Linked DNA regions of Homo sapiens: region 2 is linked to region 1. The links are chromatin loops, found by intact Hi-C in ENCODE. Cell type or tissue: PC-3. All regions are shown on one strand. Each heading gives the region's core, and the rest is flanking DNA. Links, peaks and the distances in the headings are about the cores only.

Region 1 (5,383 bases), core at 212-5,211:
TGAGTTTGATGGATTTCAATCTGCTTATTAATATAATTAACTTTGTAACATACAAGTGTAACCCATTCTTCCACAACATTTCTCTCTGAGAGGGTGTTTGTATGTGTCTCTTCTCTCCCCAAATGGTCCTGACATCAATTTATTCAAGTGGCTCATACCATTCCTGACTCATTATTATTCATTGGGCTTAACATCTTATCAGCTACAATTTCAATTTATTGGCTTTAAAGAGGATTTTCTAAGTTATATACAAAAAGTAACTTTTCTACCACACAGAGGAAGATATTGTAGGTAAATAAGGCAATATTTATAGCATGACAATAAAAAATACCTCAAGGATTGGGGTATTAGATTGTGTATTTAGTTGTCAGTTATAGATTGCAGGAGTTTATTATGTTAAACTATCATATACCTAGAGTTGAAGTAAAATATGCCAGAATTTTTTAAAAAAGAAATCCCAATTCATCCATTGTATGGAAAACGGAATACTTGGCAGCCTACTTGCATAAAGTGATTTCATTAGTAAGGGGAATTTGTGTGTGTGTGTGTTTTGTTTTGTTTTGAGACAGAGTGTCGCTCAGTCATCTGGGCTGGAGTGCAGTGGCACAATCTCAGCTCACTGCAAGCTCCACCTCCTGGGTTCAAGGGATTCTTGTGCCTCAGCCTCCCCAGTATCTGGGATTACAGGTGTGCGCCACCGTGTCTGGCTAATTTTTTTTTTTTTTTTGTAACCACCCAATGGGTTTACCTTGCCCGCTGCCTAGACAGAGCCGATTTATCAAGACGGGAATGGCAATGGAGAAAGAGTAATTCACACAGAGCCGGCTGTGCGGGAGAAAGGAGTTTTATTATTACTCAAATCTGTCTCCCCAAACATTTGGAGATCAGAGTTTTTAAATATAATTTGGTGGGTAGGGGATAGAGAAGTGGGAAGTGCTGATTGGTCAGGTTGGAGATGGAATCACAGGGGGTCGAAGTGAGGTTTTCTTGCTGTCTTCTGTTCCTGGGTGGGATGGCAGAGCTGGTTCAGCCAGATTACCTGTCTGGGTGGTGTTGGCTGATCTGTCCAGTGCAGGGTCTGCAAAATATCTCAAGCACTGATCTTAGGTTTTACAACAGTGATGTTATCCCTAGGAGCAATTTGGGGAGGTTCAGACTCTTGCAGTCAGAGGCTGCATGACTCCTTAACCTTAATTTCTAATCTTATAGCTAATTTGTTAGTCCTGCAAAGGCAGACTGGTCCCCAGGTGAGAAGGGGGTCTTTTTGGGAAAGGGCTACTATCAATTTTGTTTCAGAGTCAAACCGTAAACTGAATTCTTTCCCAAAGTTAATTCAGCCTTTGCACAGGGATGAACAAGGACAGCTGAAAGGTTAGAAGCAAGATGGAGTTGATTAGGTATGATCTCTTTCAGTGTCATAATTTCCTCAGTTATAATTTTTGCAAAGGTGGTTTCATTCTTAGTAGAGAAGGGGTTTCGCTGTGTTGGCCAGGCTGGTCTCAAACTCCTGGACTCAAGTGATCCACCCCACTTGGCCTCCCAAAGTGCTGGGATTACAGGCATGAACTACCACACCGGGCCTGGGAATTTTATTTTAAAACCTAAAAGACAGACCTTTTCAAATGCTGCTGTTCTTTACTGGACTGTTAACAGTTCCTTATTTGATGGTTTTGCTGGTGTATTAAGGACCTGGTGCAATCAAGAATATTCTGTGTGTTTGCTGGCTGATAGCATAATTATACTAAGTCATCAAGAGACTGTTCTGATTCTAAGGGTAAAAATCCCTTTCTTTAGCTACCACAGGATTGACATGCTTCATTGTCCATTATTCATCATTCTTTTGCTTCCTCTTATTTACAGTCTGGATCAGGAAATGTCCGCCTGGAGATGCTACTGCACATACTTAGGCATCTTGGTGGTTTTGTCTTGATTTTTATTTTTTATTTGCCAAAGAGTTACCTAACTAGAGTTTGATGGTTATTCGAGGTTGTCTTCAGAGGCTAAGTCACTTGTCCAATTCCTGGTGTTTAATTTTTGGGTTTCTTTTGTTGTTGGTGTTGTTTTTTGCCTATGGCTAAGGAGGTCTTTCCACAGTAAATAGATATACAATTCACCAAACACAAAAACAGTCAAACCTGCTGGTTTTCCTCAAGAGGGTCGATGTTTAATTTATTCCTTAAGAAACTTTGCCTTATATTTCTCTCCCTCCTCCTCAGCCTTTTCTTCCTCTTCCTTATGTTTATGGAAAAGCTCAAGCAGTCTTATGTGTTAATAGGCAAGGCTGAGGGCAGAGTTCTGCCTCTGAGAAATGTTTACTCTGGAAATACACAGGAGACATTTGTTTGGTCTGACTCATCCAGACTGGGCCATAAGCCATTTTGGGCAAAAATGAGATGTCTTAAATATTGATGCTTGTCCAGACTAAATTTTATGTTTAAAAAACAAATAAACATGGCCATTGCAACCTCTTAATTAACCACTATTTACCAGTCCACTAATATTTTGATAGTTATCTATCCTTCTAGAGATACACATAAAATTCGTAAACGTAATCGGTTTTCATTATTTTCTCCACAAATGGTTACTCTTGAGAAGTAGCTATTTTCAAGACTTCCATGGTCTCCTCAAATAATAATGCTAGGGAAAATCAATTTATGCATTTACCCATCCCAAAGCTGTTCATGTCTGCGTTGGGGGAGTTGAAGGTATGGAGGGAGGAGAATGCAAATAATACCCTGACCCTGCTTTGTCAGCTTGATCTAATCTTTGCTCTTAAACCTCCCTGCAAATCTGCCAGAAATCGTGAGGGAAAGACTCTGATCTCCTGTTCCTCCCTCTGGCCAGTAGCCCAGGGCTGCTATCATACCCCGCCTCTCTGATTAACCATTGTTCCACTTGAAACACAGAAAGGGAAAAACTAGTTGGACTACTTTGATGCTATTTTTTTAAACTTACACTAAACCTAGTGGAACTCTTCTTTTAATCCATTTATTTATTTGTGTAGTCAGTTATTCTTCACTCATTGTTATATAGAATATACTCCCTACATGTTCAGCAACAGGTTAAATGTAAAGGAGCAGTAATGGGGGACCACAGGGTAGAGGGGTATTGTTGACAAGAGAAAGGACAAGGAATAGAAACAGAAGTCTTCACTATCTTAAAATCTAGCTTGGGGAAAAATTACATACCCAAGTCAAATAAATTAAAGCAATTAAGAAGCAAGGGGAAAAATGTAATATAATAGAACCAGCATACATGAGTGGTGAAAGGGATGTGAGAGCCCACAAACGTTTAGTTCAGTTCAATATTTGAGTAAACATTATGTGCTAGATCCTGTATTTTAAAAAAACATGACAGAAAATAAGATAACAGTGGTAACAATCTGGAGGCAGAGACAGTTAACTTTCTTGCGAGGCACATTGTAGTGAATGTTTTAAGATCTACACAGTACCATGGGGGGGAATTATAGAGGGAGAAATTAATTATGTCTGAGGGGGTTGTAACTGCCCAAGGGGTTCTTCCTGCCTGCTGCCTAAAGACTATGGCACTATAGTAGAGAAAGAGTTTAATAGACATGAGGCCGGCCACCTCAGATGAGAGATGGAGTTCCTACTCAAATCATCTGGTTGGAACCTCCTAGTTTGGGAGTTTTGCAAAGGCAGTTTGGGGGAAGGGGTGGGGATGGACGGGTAACAGGTGCTTGCTGCTGATTGGGTAGGGCTGAGATGAAATCTTAGGGGGTTGAAGCTGTCCTCTAGTGGACTGAATCCCTTCTGGATGGGGCCACAGGAGTGCGGTTGGTGGGTCCATGTGGAGCGATGGATGTCAGACATGCAAAAAAACTGAAGAGATATCCCAAAAGGTCAATCTACAATAGTAGTATTATTTGTAGGAAGAATTGGGGAAGTTGCAGATCTTATAACTTCCAAAATAATGGCTGACAGTCCTTTGTGTCTGCACCTTAGCAGGACTCAGGGGCCCCTCCTCCCCTCAGCCTGATGGCCTCCTGTTAGCTTTACAAAGGTGATTGAGTTTTGGGCAAGGCCTATTATCATTTAAATAATAGCCTAAAGGTCTTCCAAAGTGAGCTTGGCCCAATAGCCCAGGAATAACTAAGGGAAAGGCAAGATAGGGAAGGCAGGGTAGCTCAGCTTATTGTTAGAATTTTTCTCACTGATAATAATTTTTGCAAAGGCAGTTTCAGGGTTAGGAAAGTTCTGGATAAGAAGTGCGGTTTGACCTTGGCTGTGAAGGATGTATGTCATATTTTATAGGTAGAAATGGTTAGTCAGGGGAGGTGGCAGTGTGGGGAAGTGCAGAGTGTGAAGTATGGGGAGTATTCAGATCCTTTGCTGTGTTTCAGTCATAACACATGAGGTGAGGTGCAGGTGGAGGTCAGATGGAAAGACAGGCTAGATGTGAAGGCCCCTGAAAGCAACACTGAGCAGCTGGAACTTTATTTTCTAGAAAATGGCAATAGTGGTGATTTTTGAAGAAAGAAGTAAGGTGAACAAATCTATCGTTTAAGAAGTTAACATTGTGGGCCGGGCGTGGTGGCTCACACCTGTAATCCTAGCACTTTTGGAAGCAGAGGCGGGTGGATCACCTCAGGTCAGGAGTTCGAGACCAGCCTGGACAACATATGGAAATCCCATCTCTACTAAAAATACAAAAATTAGCCAGGTGTGGTGGCGCATGCCTGTAATCCCAGCTACTTGGGAGGCTGAGGCAGGAGAATCGCTTGAACCCAAGAGGTGGAGATTGCAGAGATCGCGCCATTGCACTCCAGCCTGGGTGACAAGAGTGAAACTCCATCTCCAAAAAAAAAAAAAAAAAAAAAAAAGAAGTTAGCATTGTGGTTAAGAGCTAAGTGCTCTGAAGTCTGACAAAATTGGATTTGATAAGTTAATATCTATTGAGCTCCTACATTCCAGGCACTGTTCTAGTCACCTGGGCCATAGTAGTGATGAGTGTTGGCAAGTCCTCTGCTCTCATGGTGCTTACTCTTTAGCAGGGTACAGGAGAGACAGAGGACAGTAACGACAACAACAAAATACATTTTACAGATAGCTTTAGATGGTGGTAAGTGCTATGCAGAAGATGGAATTAGTGAGGTGAATATCTGAGGCAAAGACTTCCAATAAAAGGGAATAGCTGATTTAAAGGCCTTATGTGGGAATGAACTTGATGCGTTTTAGAAACAGACAGAAGGCTGATGTGGCTGGATTGAAGTGACTAAAGGGCTGACATGCAAGAGATTAGGATCTAGAGGAAGGTAGGGGTCTGATTATCATGTCTTTGTAGACCAGGGTAAGGATTTTGTTTTTTACTCTAATCATATCAGGAAGCCGTTAGAGGAAATTTTAAGTAGGGTTTGACATGA
Region 2 (5,383 bases), core at 67-5,066, 67 kb before region 1:
AGCTTCCATATTGCAATTGATCTTTTAAAAAAAACTATCGCTTGTTAAATTTCAGTGTAGTATCAAGCAGAAATATCTACGTTATCTGAAAAGGCCATTAACATACTCCTTTTTCAAACTAAATACCTGTGTAAGGCTAGAATTTCTTCATATAATTGAACCAGAACAGCATATTACAGCAGATTGAATTCAGAAGGAGATGAGTCCAGCTGTCTTCTATTATTCCAGACTTTGAAGAAATTTGCAGAAATGTCAAACAGTACTACTCCTTTCCCTAAATTTATTTTTTGAAAATATGATTTTCATGAAAATGTTTCTTATGTTAACATGTAATAGATATTCTTTTTATGTTTAAATAAATTAATAAATAAAATTTTAAAAAATCTCTCCATTTTTATTTATACTATGGTAAACATCAGTGGATATGTTCCATATTAGAGAAAGGTTTTAGGCAATCCTCAATAATTTTAAAAAACTCTTTACTTTGAAATAATTTTAGATTTACAGAAGAGTTACAGAGATAACAGCTTCTACATATCCTTTATTCAGCTTCCTCTGTTAACGTTTTATATAAACATTACACATTTATCAAAGCTGAGAAATTAATATTCCTCAATAATAAGTGTGATTATAAAGAGTTCTGAGACCAAAAAGTTTGAGATCTGCTGTTCTACAGGTAAGCAGTTGCTAATATTGGTTCAGCTGCTCAACAGCACCATCAAAGACCCAGAAATTATGTCTTTTATTTCCTTTCTATTGTCTTTTTGTCTTATGATTATCATCTCATGGTTGTAAGATGGCTCAGAGGTCCAAATTTCTCTTCTTAGTCTAAGGCTGAAATAAGAGGGAAGACAGTGTCAGCAAGCTCTCCTTTTATGCCCTGTCCCTTTTACCAGGAAGCAAAATGTTTTCTAGCAAGAGCCCACCATGCTCTCTTTAATATCTTATTGGTCAGAACTCACCAAGCTATAGCTTGGCCTAGAGGCCCAACCCTAGATAAATTGCTAGGGGAAGACAATGGAACTAAAATGACTAGAACAATTAGCTTACCAACTGGGGCTGGGTTAGAGCTCTGTCCACCCTGAGATTAAGGGATATCTACCTACTCCTTGAAAAAAGTCAGGTTCTAGTATTAAGGAAGAAGAGTGGAGACAATTGCTTTTAGGTGGAGAATTGGTATTTTAACTGTCAGGCTGGAATTTCTATAAGAGATTATAGGATTGAAAAGTGAACGGGCTACTGAATACATCCTGATTTTACAAGTGTGGAGGGAGTGGTGGCATTATTTGGGACTACATCTAGCCACTTTAAACACCTGGCACACAAATACTAGCACTAGACCTTGAATTGCTATTTATCAGCAACTCCCTCTACACATTTCATAGTAATGTATAAGAAGATGGCAAATAAGAGAGTAACTCTCAATTCCAATTTATTCCATTGACAATAATTCCAGGAAATCTCAAAATGTGAATGAAAATGACTTTCATCTGAAGGGCTTGCCAGGATGTAGGGTAGAAGGTGAGGTTGAAGAGGAAATTTAGGGCTAGGACTTAGGTGTTTCTCTATTCGCATAACATGTGGAGTGAGCACAAAAGGAGCAGCACATCATAAAATTGAATGACTCAAAGCCATTCTGGGAATAATGTAGGAGGAAAACTGTGCCAGAGACCCATAAAGAAAGAACTCTTAGAGAATAGAATTGTCATTAAACCCCACTGTCAATATGCTTGTAATCATAGTAGTACAAAATCTGGAAAGATTCCAATACATATAGATTAATATGCTTTTAACCTGCACACTAAGAGTATACAGAACCTTAAATATAAAGTGCTTTGCACTGTTTGGTAAGCAGCCAGTATTTTATCATACTAAATTTATAAAAGAATATTATTAAGTTGGTGCAAAAATAATTGCGGTTTTTGCCATTTGGCAAAACCAGACAGGAATAGTAGCAACTATTTGGCAAATGTCACGGGCCAGCAAACAGGAATAGTAGCAATCATTTGGCAAAAACTGCAACTACGTTTGCACAAATCTAATATCGTATATCTGACTCATGAGCATAACAAAGTATGTATGTATACAAGGAAGTAACTCAAGGGAAATTCACTTTATCTTGGTCTATGTCATTTCCTACTGTAGTGACCTGGACATTGGATTTCTTTTACCTAAGTCTCAATGCAAGCAGCTGTTCTATACCTCTTATTCCTTGGAATCTTCTTACAAAGTATGAGGAGTAGTATAAGCCTCTTCTTCTAGCTTAGTATATGTAGTGTTAAATCCAGATGTAAATTTTGTGATTGCTACATATTATAAGCAAGGACAATCCTTTCAACTTGGTCACTGTATAACAGAAAGCATTCATAGCAGCAACTCCCACCCCACCCAGAGACAGAATGCATAAATCTGCCTTTGGGATTCCAGTGTATTAAAACACTGGAACTGATTACTTAACCTACTATCCCAGGTGTATTCTACAGTTGGAATTCATGTGTTTTCTTGAATCATTTTGGGAATCACTTCTATGTATAGGTTACTCTATTCCCTCTAATTAGCAGGGTAGCCCACAGTAGTCTTCTAACAGACCACTTTCAAAATAGTCTATTAGCTTGTATGGTGATAATCCCCAGCTTTGTTTATGTATCTCTCCCAAGATCCCAAGGTATTTTTATCCATAGGACACAAAAGCTACTGATTCCTGTTCTGGAATTCTGCGCTAACAACTGATTTATTTACACTGACTGGTTACTACAGAAATGGGAGAAACGTAAGCACATAGGCTTGGTTTGTCATATTATACAATAACTAAAACACCCCTCCCCTTTAAAAATGTTCCTCATTACCCAATATTCTGTCCAGTAGTTCCTCTGGTGCTGTCCCACAGTGCTATCCATCCAAGATCATAGTAGGCCTGTATTTCTGGGTGCTAGAGAGGACACCCCCAACTCTGGGGTCAGAATGTTCCTAAGGCAACAGTTAAGAGTTAGGGAAGTGCCTATACTTCTGCTATGTTTAGGGGAATGACTGCATTTAATGGTGGAATTTTACAGAATTTTAAATGGGATTTTTTCATCACAATTTCTGCTAAACTCCTAAAGCTGAAGAGAGTAAGTGTGAAGTACCCACCCCTCATTCTAAAATAAGCAACAAGTAGCTGTAAGACACCCACTCTAAGGCTTTCTACCAAATATTTAAACTGGTTCTGTTAACCACACTCCCATATGCTTCCCAGCCAAGCTATATAGGAAGAGAAGTGTGTTGAATTAAATTAATTCATAACGATAAGTAAGTGAGTGGTGGAGAGAATGGGATATTTCCTACAGTCTTGATACTTCCTTTAGATTGGAGAAGGAAGAAATAGAAAGAAATATGTAGATCATAAGAACAAAGAAGACAAGGATCCTTCACCCTGAAGCTTTGCAGTGCAGATGGTGAGATCTCATGACCCCAGACAGGAAATGGCTGTGGTATGTGTTGTCTAAGATGGGACCAAAAGAAACCTAATAAATTATACCCATGTCCCAAATGTGGCACTGAACAATAAAAAGATTACCATGGTCTAAGTAGGCACTGAACAGTAGCTCTCTGCTGGACCCCCTGGGACACCAGACAGCAATAGTAGTAACTACCGCTGGCAACCTACGTGAACTGATAGGCAGGAACTAGAGGCAGGAACTAGATAGCTCCACCTTTTTCCCCCATGCCTTAGCATTGTATAAGACTTACATGAAGGATTGTCAATTTCTCCGTCTTTCTAAGAAGGGCTCATTATAGGATAGCCTTAGACTCTTAAAAAACACAACAAAAGTTGTATTCAGGGGTGATGGAGCTGGAAGGAATATGGCAGGCCTGTCAGGCACATTTTGAGCATTTTCAGGAGAATTGGTGGGATTAGAAAGCAAGGGATCCATGTGTATTGCACTAGAGGCTAATGTTTCTTCTAGAAAAGAATTTAGGGGAAGAATCAAGATGAATGAATTCCACTCTGGAAAAAGACCAGTGCTTAAGGACAGAAGGGAAGTGGACTCTAAGTATAATATGGTGTATATCAGATTGTATTCTAGGCCAGGCTCAACAAACTCAAGTCTGGATCCTTTAGCAAGGAGCCTGCAGCAAAAAGGGTAAATCTAATTGAGACATTCAAAGCCAAATAACCTGCAGCATTGGCACCAACAGTTTTGGCACTAATATGATACGGTATCTGTGGTGCCATATGTGTTTAGCTTCCTAAGTAGGTACTAAATGATAGCTCTCTGCTAGACCCCATGGGCCATCACACATGGATAGTAACAAATTCCTGTGATAATAACAAATTACCAAAATCTTGGTGGCTATTCCAGCTTCTGGTGGCTCTTGGCATTCCTTGGTTTATGGCAGCATAACTCCAATTTCTACTTCTGTCTTCACACGGCCTTCTCCTCTGTGTGACACTGTGTGTTCTTTTTTGTCCCTTATAAAGATACTTCTATCGGATTTAGAGTCTACCCTAATCATAGTATGATCTCATCTCAACTCTTAATTACATCTTTAAAGGCCCTATTTCAAGGAAGGTCACATTTTGAGGTTCCAGGTGGATATGAATTTTGGGGGAGGTATTATTTAACCCATTAAAATCAGCAATCTCAGTGCAGGCATCTGCAGCATTATCACAGGAGGGAGTCAGCATCTGTAATATTGCCTTGGTGCAGCAAAGATATTAGGCATTGATGTTCTTGCTAAAGGTATTCGCATCCTGAAGCCATCTGTGTAGAGCGGCAATGGAACATGTTTTAGCAGTAGATGGGGACAAGAAATGACTGAGATCTTATAGAAGGAGACTGCTGTAAGGGCTGCAAGCTGGGTAAATTAGTCAAAAAGCTCATATTGGCCAGGCTCCATGGCTCATGCTTGTAATCCCAGCACTTTGAAGCGGTGGATCACTTGAGGCCAGGAGTTTGAGATCAGCCTGGCCAACATGGTGAAACACCATCTCTACTAAAAAAAGTTAGCCAGGTGTGGTGGCACTCTCCTGTAGTCCAGCTACTCGGGAGGCTGAGGCACAAGAATTGCTTGAACCTGGGAGGCAGAGGTTGCAGTGAGCTGAGATTGCGCCACTGCACTCCAGCCTGGGTGACAAAGTGAGACTCCATCTCGGGGAAAAAAAAATAAAAAAAAAAAAAAGCTCATATTAAGAACCTGCTTAGCTGAATCCCAGTGCATTACAACTAAATCTCATCATATTAGTCAGGGCAAGCAAAAGTGGAACAAAGATGATAAAACGGTTATTGACTGGACAATTGCAAGGAAGTTTCAAGTACCAAGAGAGAAGGATGGACTTAGCAGTGACAGGAAAAGCAAAGAGGGCTTAGCTAGATGTAATAAACTTTATATGAGATTCTAA

The links. Peaks named below come from ENCODE experiments on the same cell type or tissue, not always from the same donor. Only the 100,000 strongest peaks of a DNase experiment are listed, where the experiment ranks them.
Region 2: a loop joins it to region 1, with 5 times the contacts of the local background. A loop is called at or near these places in 2 of 110 quality-filtered maps.

What each region holds. Positions count from the first base shown.
Region 1 is chrX:96,404,666-96,410,048 of GRCh38, reverse strand. No RefSeq gene overlaps it. Among named protein-coding and RNA genes, the nearest start is that of DIAPH2, 280 kb to the left of the region's middle. RefSeq lists an enhancer at 3,714-4,305. In PC-3, for the core only: no CTCF peak of the experiment used is centred there; DNase peaks (open chromatin) are centred at 2,308 and 2,858; H3K4me3 peaks cover 1,024 bases; H3K27ac peaks cover 2,535 bases.
Region 2 is chrX:96,471,190-96,476,572 of GRCh38, reverse strand. All of the region lies in intron 1 of LOC107985714 (a long non-coding RNA gene), which reads left to right. Among named protein-coding and RNA genes, the nearest start is that of DIAPH2, 210 kb to the left of the region's middle. In PC-3, for the core only: no CTCF peak of the experiment used is centred there; DNase peaks (open chromatin) are centred at 1,642 and 2,032; H3K4me3 peaks cover 401 bases; H3K27ac peaks cover 2,537 bases.